Linked DNA regions of Mus musculus: region 1 is linked to region 2. A link is a loop called in an ENCODE intact Hi-C map of the cell type or tissue named here. Cell type or tissue: left cerebral cortex. All regions are shown on one strand. Links, peaks and the distances in the headings refer to the core of each region. The heading gives the core; the rest is flanking DNA.

The links. A loop is a pair of places that touch in the nucleus more often than their neighbours do. Peaks named below come from ENCODE experiments on the same cell type or tissue, not always from the same donor. Only the 100,000 strongest peaks of a DNase experiment are listed, where the experiment ranks them.
Region 1: it touches region 2 in a loop (11-fold over the local background); 3 of 42 quality-filtered maps call a loop at or near these places.

What each region holds. Positions count from the first base shown.
Region 1 is chr17:9,628,607-9,634,048 of GRCm38, forward strand. No RefSeq gene overlaps it. Among named protein-coding and RNA genes, the nearest start is that of Pabpc6, 38 kb to the right of the region's middle. In left cerebral cortex, for the core only: no CTCF peak of the experiment used is centred there; DNase peaks (open chromatin) are centred at 2,654, 3,762 and 4,190; H3K27ac peaks cover 1,057 bases.
Region 2 is chr17:9,576,438-9,581,879 of GRCm38, forward strand. No RefSeq gene overlaps it. Among named protein-coding and RNA genes, the nearest start is that of Gm51424, 2.8 kb to the left of the region's middle. In left cerebral cortex, for the core only: a CTCF peak has its summit at 3,185; DNase peaks (open chromatin) are centred at 3,227 and 3,714; H3K27ac peaks cover 638 bases.

The sequences.
Region 1 (5,442 bases), core at 264-5,263, 52 kb after region 2:
GACACTGGTTGGTTCTAACATGCTGTTCCCCCAATGGCTCAACCCTTGGTTTTCTTTCTTAGTCGATTCAGAATGTGGACAGAAGAGAAATATATGTTTGACTGGGTGGGGGGTGGGGGGCAGTGGACACAACTGTAAGAGGTATTTTGTGAAGCATTCTTATAGTCCTCTTAATTAATGTTTCATGAGGAAATGGCTTTGGTAGCCTTCAGCTGTGACAAGTGTAGCAGTCTGAGATCACACATGTTGGCTCCCTAAAGGTTTCCTTCACGGGTTCAGAAATAGGTCAGCAAAAGCTCACAGTGACGAAGTAATCAGAGAGGAGGAAGATTACATTTAAGTCATCCCTGAGACAACATCAATTTATGTAGCTGCCAAAGACCTTTAAGAATGGTTTTTGGGCCGGGCAGCGGTGGCACACGCCTTTAGTCCCAGCACTTGGGAGGCAGAGGCAGGCAGATTTCTGAGTTCGGGGCCAGCCTGGTCTACAAAGTGAGTTCCAGGACAGCCAGGGCTACACAGAGAAACCCTGTCTCGAAAAAAAAAAACAAAAAAACGAAAAAAAAAAAGCTTTTGGAAGTCAGATATGATTGTGGGAATGTGTGACCTTAGAAAACATGAGATGACCACTGAAAGACCTTGCTAGAATAGCATGCTGGGGACCTTCCACTAGAAGGTTGTGACAAATACTCCCTTCCCAAAATGACCCAGCAAAATAAGCTTTACAAGAAAGCCTGACTGCAAGGCAGGTACAGATGATGACCAAGAATGTTTCAGGTCCCTCTTCTGGTGACTAAGACCTCACTTCACCCGGGGCTATCAGTGCTGCTTAGGGAAGGTTAGGAGACACGTGTGACTCCAGAAGGGAAAGGCTAATTACCACTTCTAAAGGAGGGAATGAAAAGGTCACCTCAGGCCAACAATGGACTTAAACTAACTCATGTTGTTATCAAGGCCTACCCTTAAACAGTATAGAAAGTGGGTGCTTAGGAGATTGGGGGTCACCTCTGCCCCGATTGCAGGATGGCCCTGGGGCACCGAATCAATAAACCTCTTGCTTATTGCATTGATCTCCATCTCTGCGTTTCTGTGAGTGGGACATCCCGGACGTAAGGCTGTTCGGGTCTTACATATCACATAAGTATATAAATATTCTATTTTGACATCATCTCAATTTCTGGATCAGGATATAAAATGCAAAGAACATTTGAGAAATAAGATGGGCATAACTGTGCATCTGGTACTTTCAGATCACACTATGGAGAAAGGCTACCTTCAACAAGTGTGGAGCCAATGGTGATTGGCACATAAGGAATACAACACTCAGCGGAGACTGGCGCTCAGTGCAAGGGCTTCTTTAAGAGAGACAATGGCAAGTGCAAAGGTTACATGGTAAAACAATTATTTTGCCTTTAGAAGGAATAGCTGAGACTTGTGGCTCTTTAGGGAGTGCACACTGACTTCTTCCTTAAGCAGAGGTGGCTAATGGGCTAGGAAAAGAAAGAAGGCGATGCATTAGCCATAAGCTTCAGAGAAAAGCGCTTTCCGGTGAGGAACGTAAGAGCGATTACAAGACCATGTGGCCACTTTCCCTGGTTCTCACATGTCAGCTGGCCTTTAGGTCTGGTCTTCTCCCTAGTCATGGCAATCTCTCTTCCTCTCTCTCTGTTCTTAGCCCGCACAAATCTAAAGGTCCTGCCTCAGTTTACCTGCCCATCCCTTGGCTGTTAGCACTTTACTGATCAATTAAAACCCAATTGGGGACAAGGACCTTCAGCATTTGGACACACAGATTTCCAATTTTGAGGGTCGGATTAATTCAAAGCATTAGAAACAATCCCTAACAGCTGCAGTTTGGACTTTGGTGTTATAATTATTATGAAGTGTCTTCTGATTCAGTATTTTGTAAAACATGGTTCTCTATCATCTTTTGGTTGGTTAAGTAAAGAGTGGAACAGCCAATAGCTAACAGCTGAGCAGCAGAAGAAAAAGCAGGACTTCTGTGCAAGGAGGGGCAGAGGGGAGAGGAGAGGGGGAGGGGGAGGGGAAGAGAGAGGGTCTCAATTTTAATCATCCAAGGGTAACAACATCATAAGGTTCTTTTTCAATGAGGCCTGGAGAGAGGGTTCAGTGTTTGGGAGTACTGGCTGTCCTTGCCTAGTACCTGTGTTTTCTTCTCAGCACTAACACTGCTGCTTACAAATGCCTGTAAATCTAGTTCCAGGGGACCAAATTGCCTCTTCTAGCCATCAAAGGCACTGCACACACACAGTACACATACATGCAGATAAAACATTCAGACCAGATTCATAGAAGAAATATTTTTTGTGTGTTTGTTTGTTTGGTTGGTTGTTTGTTTTTGAGACAGGGTTTCTCTATATAGCCCTGGCTGTCCTGGAACACACTTTGTAGACCAGGCTGGCCTCAAACTCAGAAATCCACCTGCTTCTGCCTCCCAAGTGCTGGGATTAAAGGCATGTGCCAGTACCGGTTGTGAAATAAAAATTTTAAAGTTATTTTTTATAGAAATGGAAGGGATCATAAATTTTCTGAGTATCAGGGCTACCACCCATACAACTAATCACCCAGACTCCATGGTCTTTGTAAGAATTCAGTGTTGTAAGCTGGCCTTGTAAGCTGCTTGCATTCTAATGCTAATTTGGGCCTCAAAAGCTGGTTGCCCCAGAAACAAGAGAGTCTGCACATAGACACTAGCTAAGTGACCCTGTCCCCTGTTAATTGTGATTGGTAAATAAAGATTCCAATAGCCAATAACTGGGCAGAAGAGACTTAGTTGAGGTTTAGGTTTTGTGGGCTTGGGGAAGAGAACCAGGAAGAAGGAGGAAGAGGAGGAGGAGAAGGAGGAGGAGAGGAGGAAGAGAAAGGAGGAGGAGGAGGAGGAGGAGGAGGAGGAGGAAGAGGAGGAGGAGGAGGAAGAGGAAGAGGAAGAGGAGGAGGAGGAGAAGGAAGAGGAGGAGGAGGAAGAGGAGGAGGAGGAAGAGGAAGAGGAGGAGGAGGAGGAGGAGAAGGAAGAGGAGGAGGAGGAGGAAGAGGAAGAGGAAGAAGAAGAAGAAGAAGAAGAAGAAGAAGAAGAAGAAGAAGAAGAAGAAGAAGAAGAAGAAGAAGAAGAAGAAAAGAAGAAGAAGCAGCAGCAGCAAGAAGAAGCTACCAAGAGTTAGCTGAGGCATAAAAATGTAGCCCTGTGGGCTAACTTGTTGGAGTTAAGAGCAGCCCAGATGAAACCTAGTAAGTAGTAAGTAGTGATTCAGGGTTACTGATAGGAGAGTAGATTCAACAGAATGGAGGGTAGACAGCTGCCCAGTTACTGTGCTGGTTAAGGCTTACTGTAAATATAAATGCCGTGAGTGTGTTTTTAATCCTGGAATCCAATAACCAAGGAGGGGTGGAAACCCTGGGCCAGGATTTAAATAATTAATATTATAATTCAGTCCCCATACTTAATGTTTCACTTTCTAGTGCAGTCTACATGTACAGAGTCAGCAATATTCAGGATGAGTCTTCTTCTCCTATGTTCTCCCTGGAGCAACTCTACCTCCCATGTATTTTAATAGATGACATATAATGTCAGTTAGAGTCCAGTAAGGCCTACTACATTTGAGGCTTGAGTCTCTCTGAATCTTGCTGCTGTATTTCTGAATGGAGATCTGTGGGCCTGGCAGTTTGCCACTTCAAAAGCCTGCCGGTTCATTTGTCACTTCTAAGCAACAAATCAGTTCATCATTTGTTTGCCAAGGAAGGCAAAGCAAACAGGAGCAGTCATCGTCAGTACACAGACAGAATGCTAACCTGGTCTGTCTCGAACTTAGGAAGGTCATATGGGAGCTGGAACAATTTCTTCCTTGGCTGTTACGAAACACCTTACAAAGTCAACTTAAAGAAGGGAATGGTTCGTTGGGCCTGTGGTTCAGAGATTGGGGGACTGTAGCCCACAGTTGCAGGAGAAAGTGACAATAGGACTCGGGCAACTCCCCCCATTGCATCTGCATTCAGCAAGCAAGCAGCAGACAGGAAGGAAGGAAGGAAGGCTGGACTATGAATCCGCAAGTGTGCTCCCTTTGGCTTCCTCCTGAAGACTCCATTTCCCACAACAGAACCACTGATTGAGGGGACCAACTGTTTAAATCCACGAGCTACTGGGGATATTTTACATTCAAACCACAGCACACGCTCAGCAGCTCCTGGCTCGTGCAGCAGAGCATCGAAAGGAGTCCAAATGTTCCTGTGGAAAAGAATTGTCTTCCCTCCATTGTGCTGGTTTGTCAACTCGGGTCACTTTCGAGTTCCTTGTGCATTTCTAAAGATCTATCACCAAAGAAAGCAAACTGCAGCAGCAGCATTTTTAAGAAGGCGCCAGGGATGTCAGTTTAGACTTTCCCATTAGTTTATGATGGCAGTTCTGGCATTTCAAAGCAGGGTGCAGCTGTGTGGGAAAGATAGAGGAACGTGGTGCCCAATAATGGTCCCGCCCCAGAACGGGAACAAGTTACTGACAGCTCAGATGGCCTTCCGGGGTTTCTAAAGTCAGCGTCGTTGGGATGGTGTGGCGAATGGACTCATTGTCTCTAAAGGGTTTGGAATAAAAGCTGCAATGTAAGAAGAAAACAAAAAAACAGAATGAAAAGACAAAATACTGACAATTTACTGGGCATGATACCCTGGGGAAAGTACATTCAGTTCTACCAAAAAAGACACTTTGCCTATGTAGACCTTTCTCTTTCTTTACAAGCATTAAGCAAGATAATGTGTGTTTTTAAGGAGCTTCATGGTGCCTGGAACAAAACATGTTTTTAGAAGAGGCTTTGCTTTATAAAGAAAAGTATAATTCACCATCATTTGATGTGCTGAGTAGTTGGTGGGTTTGTTGTTGTTGTTGTTGTTTGGTTTTGTTTTTGTTTTGTTTTGTCAACTTGACACAGCCAGGAAGGATCACCTGGAAAAAAGGAAGCTCAGTTGAAAAAAATGAGTTCTTCAGATTGCCCTATAGACAAGTCTATAGGGCTTTCTTTTTTTAAATTAATGATTGGCATGGAGGGCCCATTCCACTAGGGACAGTACCACCCATGGGTAAGTGGTCCTGGGTTGTCTAAGAAATCCATCTTTAAGGGTGTCACCATGGAGTTTCCATCTCCACTTTAAGGCTTGCCTCCTGTTCACTTAATAAGTCTCAGACATCCTTGCATCCTTTCAAGCATGGCAGGACTAGCATGAGCCTGTACACCTACAGTTTGTCTTATCACAAAGATCATGAACCAAGCAGCAGGATGACTGTCTACAGAAATTCTTCCCATAACTCAAAAGTATGTGTGGTGTGCTTTCCTCACAAGCCATCTGTCTGGCAGCCTCAGCCCCTTTCAGTCACTTCTTCCTATCAATAGATGTTCAGACTCTTGCTTGTTGTGTAGGTGGCAAGCAGCAACCCCT
Region 2 (5,442 bases), core at 99-5,098:
ATCATGAGTCAGACAAGGAGCTAAAATCTGATGAAAGATTTCTGAATGGAAACATCAGACAACACTCTACAACCATAACCTAACATAGAAGACACTGTCATGTAGAAAGGAGCTAGGAAGAACTTTCAACACGTGTCATACATTTCAGATAATACCACCATGCAGCTGGTGGTCAAATACACAGAACAATATTTGTTTGAATTATGTGTAAAATTTGTTTGTGCCTGTGTGCACACATGCATGTGCATGTGAGTTTGCATATGTGTGTGTGTGCACATGTGCTTATGAGTGTGTGCATGTGTCTATGAGTGTGTGTGCCAATGGAGGCCAGGAGAGGGTACCAGATTGCCTGAAGTTGGAGTTACAGGAGTTGAGAGCTTGCTAACTTAGGTGCTTGGAACCCAGTTCTGGTCATCAGCAAGACTAGTACTCTTCACTACTAAGCCATTTCTCCAGTCCCAAATGTTTTCCTTTTGAGCAATAAAAAAATACTTTTTAAATAAAGTAAATAAAAAATAAAAAGAACTTTGGTGGTTAACAATTAAGTACATTGGTTTGGATTATGATTTGAAAAAATAACAATTGGGAGCCATTAAATATAGAAGATGATCCAATGCATTTGTTAATTGTTAGGCAATAATGCCACAATGGAGATTATTATATACATGCACACTCACACACATACAACTTAGTAAAAGACACATGTTGTGTAGTGAAGTCAAAGTTGCCCAGCTGTGCTTCAAATTTGGAGATACACTGGGAAAGTGCAGGCTGTACCAGGACATGAAGAACATTCCAGAAAACAGACCCAGCACACTGAGGCACAGATCCATACTGTCTACCTTCATGAACATGTGATTTTTTTTTTTGCATAAATCTTCACTCAGGCAAACCTAGGGTGTTTTCTTTTGGCTCAGAAAATCCTTTTATATGTACTAATGTGAAGCAGAGAGGGGCTTACTAAGAGACTTGAATATATATTTTAAGTATAAGGGTTAAAACAATGACTCTCAACCTGTCAGACTCAACCCCTTTAAGGAACTGAACAACCCTTCCACAGGGAGTTTTCTAAGACCATTGGAAATTACAGATAAATATTTATATTACAATTTATAACAGCAGCAAAATTTCAGTTAGTAAGCAGCAATGAAAATAATTTTATGATTGAGAGTCACCACAACATGAGGAACTGTGTTAAAGGGTCACAGTGTCAGAGAACACAGTGAACACAACGGGGTTGAGATAGGGGGGTACTTACTTGGGGGAAATAAGACATTGTAGGGAGCAGGACAGGCTTACCAGGGAACATAGCACTGTGTGTCTTCTGTACACTATTTTAATGGCTATCAACTGACATCTTAAAGTCGCTGAAAAAAAAAATGTCCTTTTCTCCCTCTTTTTGATAAGTGTGATCAGAGGATCACTTCAGGAGTGTCCTAGATGGCATTAAAATCTGACAGGGTAAAAGGAGGAGCCGCTTGAGTTGTCCAAGGGGTTTAAGTTATATCCTTTCCCAGTAAATGAAACTTCTGATGAGATTCATAGAGAGTATAGATTTATTGGGGAGAATGAAGAAAGGCCTTAAGCAAATGTTGCCAGTTTTATTGGAATTCTTGATTCCTAGCTGACTTCAATCAAGCTCCTAAGTGAGGGTTTTCTTTTTCTTCCTGTGTCTCCACAATTTTCTCTAGCATTCTGTTCTACCTCAATAATATTCTAGAAAGGAAAGAAGAATTGAGTGTGTGATTGCTCCTACATATCAATATTTCCACCCAAGAGCAGACCTCATGGGTCCTTATAAGATTATACATAGACAGGTAATAACTTTAGGAGGATCCAGCCCACTTCCTAGTACTATAGGGGACTGTGGCTTATCATGGACACCCAGAGCTTCTGCACAGCTCTGGATATAGGATCTCAGCAGGGTTCCTAGCTTGAACAGGCTTCTTGCTCTTTCTTAGCAGACAGCTATGATATGAACTTCAGTCCCACATTTCTGAGAATACGCATTATCCTGGCGGCTCAATAAAAAAATGACAGTGAGTGAAGCATCCTACCCTGTTAGATATTCTCCGTTTTTCATGGGACTTCTTTCTCTGAATTGGCATCAGTAGTATATCACCCCTAGCCCTTAATTTGGAAGCCAGAAGAGACAAAGACATTAACACAAATTTTTGTCTACCTCATACAGTTCGCTTTACTTGTGGTAACTTGAGTTTACCCCAAAATACATCCCTTTAGGGGCTGGAGAGATAGCTCAGTGGTTAAAAAATGTTTGTTGCTTGTGCTAGAAATTATGCTTGCAGGTACACACACGTGTGCTAAAAATAAAATAGATAACTCTTTAAAGAATACTACAATATATAGAATTAAAAACACATTTTAAAAATATTTTTGAAAACGTGTCCCTTTACTGCCATGCCATGAAGCTTCATGTGTGTGTGTGTGTGTGTGTGTGTGTGTGTATGTGTGTGCATTCATGTGTGTGTGCATTCATGTGTATGTATGTGTATGCTTGTGTGCATGTATGTCGTGGATCTCTGTGTGTGTGTCTGTGTGTGTGTATCTATCTGTCTGTGTGTGTGTTTATCCTTGCATATGCATAGATTGCTAGAGCAATCCATACTGCTGTTCTTTAGCTCTTTCAGTATAATGATGTTTCAAAAAGTACAATGCCTCAAACATGCCAACCTTCTGAATTAATCTTTCCAACACACACACACACTCACACACACACACACACACCCTTACATCTGTTATAGGCTCAGAGATGGATAGAAACACTGTCCTCTGTTTTGATTCACCTGTCACAAAGTTCTTGACACAAGATTAAATATTGGTCATTAGATGAATTCTATTACTGACTACATTCTGGGCATTCTTGAGCCATAATCAGATCTCCCAGGGTTTCATTTAATTCAACATTAAATGGAAGAATTAACATGGAACTCATATTGATAAGGGAAATGAACAGCCTGGGGGGCCCTGTCAATACCTTAGCAAAGAGAAAAAGAAATCGCCGAAGGGCACTTTACTTTTGTCTGTTCACTGAATCAAACCAGCTCCGTGAAGACATGAAATTATGGCAGTCCAGACAGATAAACATGGACCCCTGAGACAGACCTGTCAAAGCCCGGAGCTCTGGAGCCATCCAGAGGGCTAAGAAGGGAAGGTTGTAAGATCTAAGGAATCTACCCAGGCTAAATGGTGAGACAGGACAGGCTCAGTCTGGAAAAAGCCACTGAGGGCTTAGGGCTTCCAGGAAGCTTGCAGTGGGGTTGGTGATATATTTACAGCCCGAGTCTCACTAGCAAACACCCCTGATATCATTGAATGACCCCGAATTACAAGAAAATAATTAAACAATAGCAGGAAGCCATGTCTTCCATTGCCTACTGAGGCATAAGATTAGGAAGAGACCCCATGAGAAAGCTAAGTCTCTGGGCCTCTCAACTCCAGATAAACAGAATCCAAGTGTCCAGCAAAATGTTAATGAGTTCTAATCTGCAAAGAGGTCTTGCCTGGGACCAAATAAATTTGCAAGTCCTGGCTATGCAACACAATGAAACTCTTCAGTAAAGACTCTCACAGACTATTTAGTGTGCTGCTCATGATAATTCCCCCAACGCAGTGTGGCATTTCCCAAACTCATTTAACTTGGGAATATTTTTTCTAATTCAGAGCCCCCATTAGCATTGGACGTTTGTGTATGGGTGCCTCTCAATTTGGAAAACAGTGGTGTAGGTCCATTTACATTTCAATGGATGCCTGCAGACAGCTCCCATTCTGTCGGTTTGGCATGAAAACCCCCAAGGAAGCTGACTCCTGACAGGATAGAGCATAGAAAGACCAGTGTGCCAGCCTAGGCAGAAAATGTCCGAATTGGCAAGCGTGTTCACAAATCTTTAGATCTGACAGTGCTCTGGTCATTTATGCTCAGTGCTCAGATCTGCAAAGAGCCAAGTCGGCCTGAGGGAAGTCATTGTCCTCAGAGGAACAACTGGGAAGGGAACTGAGCCTGGATTAGGCAGTAGGTGAGAAAGACCCTGTGGGTCGCTGTAGGTGGTAAACCTCAAAGAAAAAAAGAATGAAAGCCAGTGCAGATTGGCCTCCTGAACCTAGATCAGTCTTCTGTGGAGTCTAAGGCCAGGCCGTCATTGCCAACATATTTAAAGTACAGTATAATTAGACAACAATCCATCCAGTCCTAGGGGTACAATAAAACATTTTCCCTTTTTTTTTTTAAAAAATTAGATATTTTCTTTATTGACATTTCAAATGTTATCCCCTTTCCTTGTTTCCCCTCCGAAAATCCCCTATCCTCTCTCCCCTCCCCCTGCTCCCCAACCCACCCACTACCACTTCCTGGCCCTGGCATTACCCTACACAGGGGCATAGAACCTTCACAGGACCAAGGGCCTCTCTTCCCACTGATGACCTACTAGGCCATCCTCTGCTACATATGCAGCTAGAGCTATGAGTTCCACCATGTGTTTTCTTTGATTGGTGTTTTAGTCCCGGGGGAGCTCTGGAGGTACCTGGTTAGTTCATATTGTAGTTCCTCCTATAGGGCTGCAAACCCCTTCAGCTCCTTTGGGTACTTTCTCTAGCTCCTTCATTGGGAACTCTGTGCTCTGTACAATAAAACTTAAGGTATGACTAGATAGCAACTGCTTTACAAAGAACGTATGATTATGAAGGTGAGTTCTATAGCTAAAAGAGCTAGTATCTATTGAGGTCTCTACTGAGACAGCATAGAGGTCACCAGGCAAAAACATGCATAAGTCATCTCGCTGAAGGGATAGGTAATGGTCTGGGGATGGAAGAGTCTAAGACAATCATTTTGGGAAATTTGGGTGAGGTCTGCCTCTACAGGTAGCATAAAGGTCACTGGGTCATCAGCAAAATCACTCTCAGCTGTTTGGAAAGGAAAACAGGTATTTTATCACCTCCGTTGAGAAAAGGTCCTGTGTGTTTAACATTCCTAGTTCCCCTAGTGATCTGTGGGCACAAGGACTTTTGTACCTCTAACAAGTAGAGACAAGAGCCTTGGGCACAAATGACAGAGAATCCACATTAAGCAGGCTCACAGCTTCCTTGGTGATCTGAGGCTCCTGGCTATAAATCCACTCAGCCTGCATTAACTCCTGGTCTCTTTGCTGTGGAAAACATGGGAACAGAGGAGGAGTGAGGGAAAGAGAAGAGAGAAGGGGACAGAAGGAAGGAGGGAGGGAGGAAGGGAGAAGAGAGAAGGGGACAGAGGGACAGAATCAAATTTGCGCCTCGGGAGACACTAAGAGCTTGGTGTTGTAATCTTTTGCTGAGAGAGAAGGAGACAATGCACAGAGGACAAAGACAATCAGGACAAGGACAAGGACAAGGACAAGGACAAGGACAAGGAGACACTGGCAACAGAGTGACCTCAAGTAAGTGGAGAGGCCA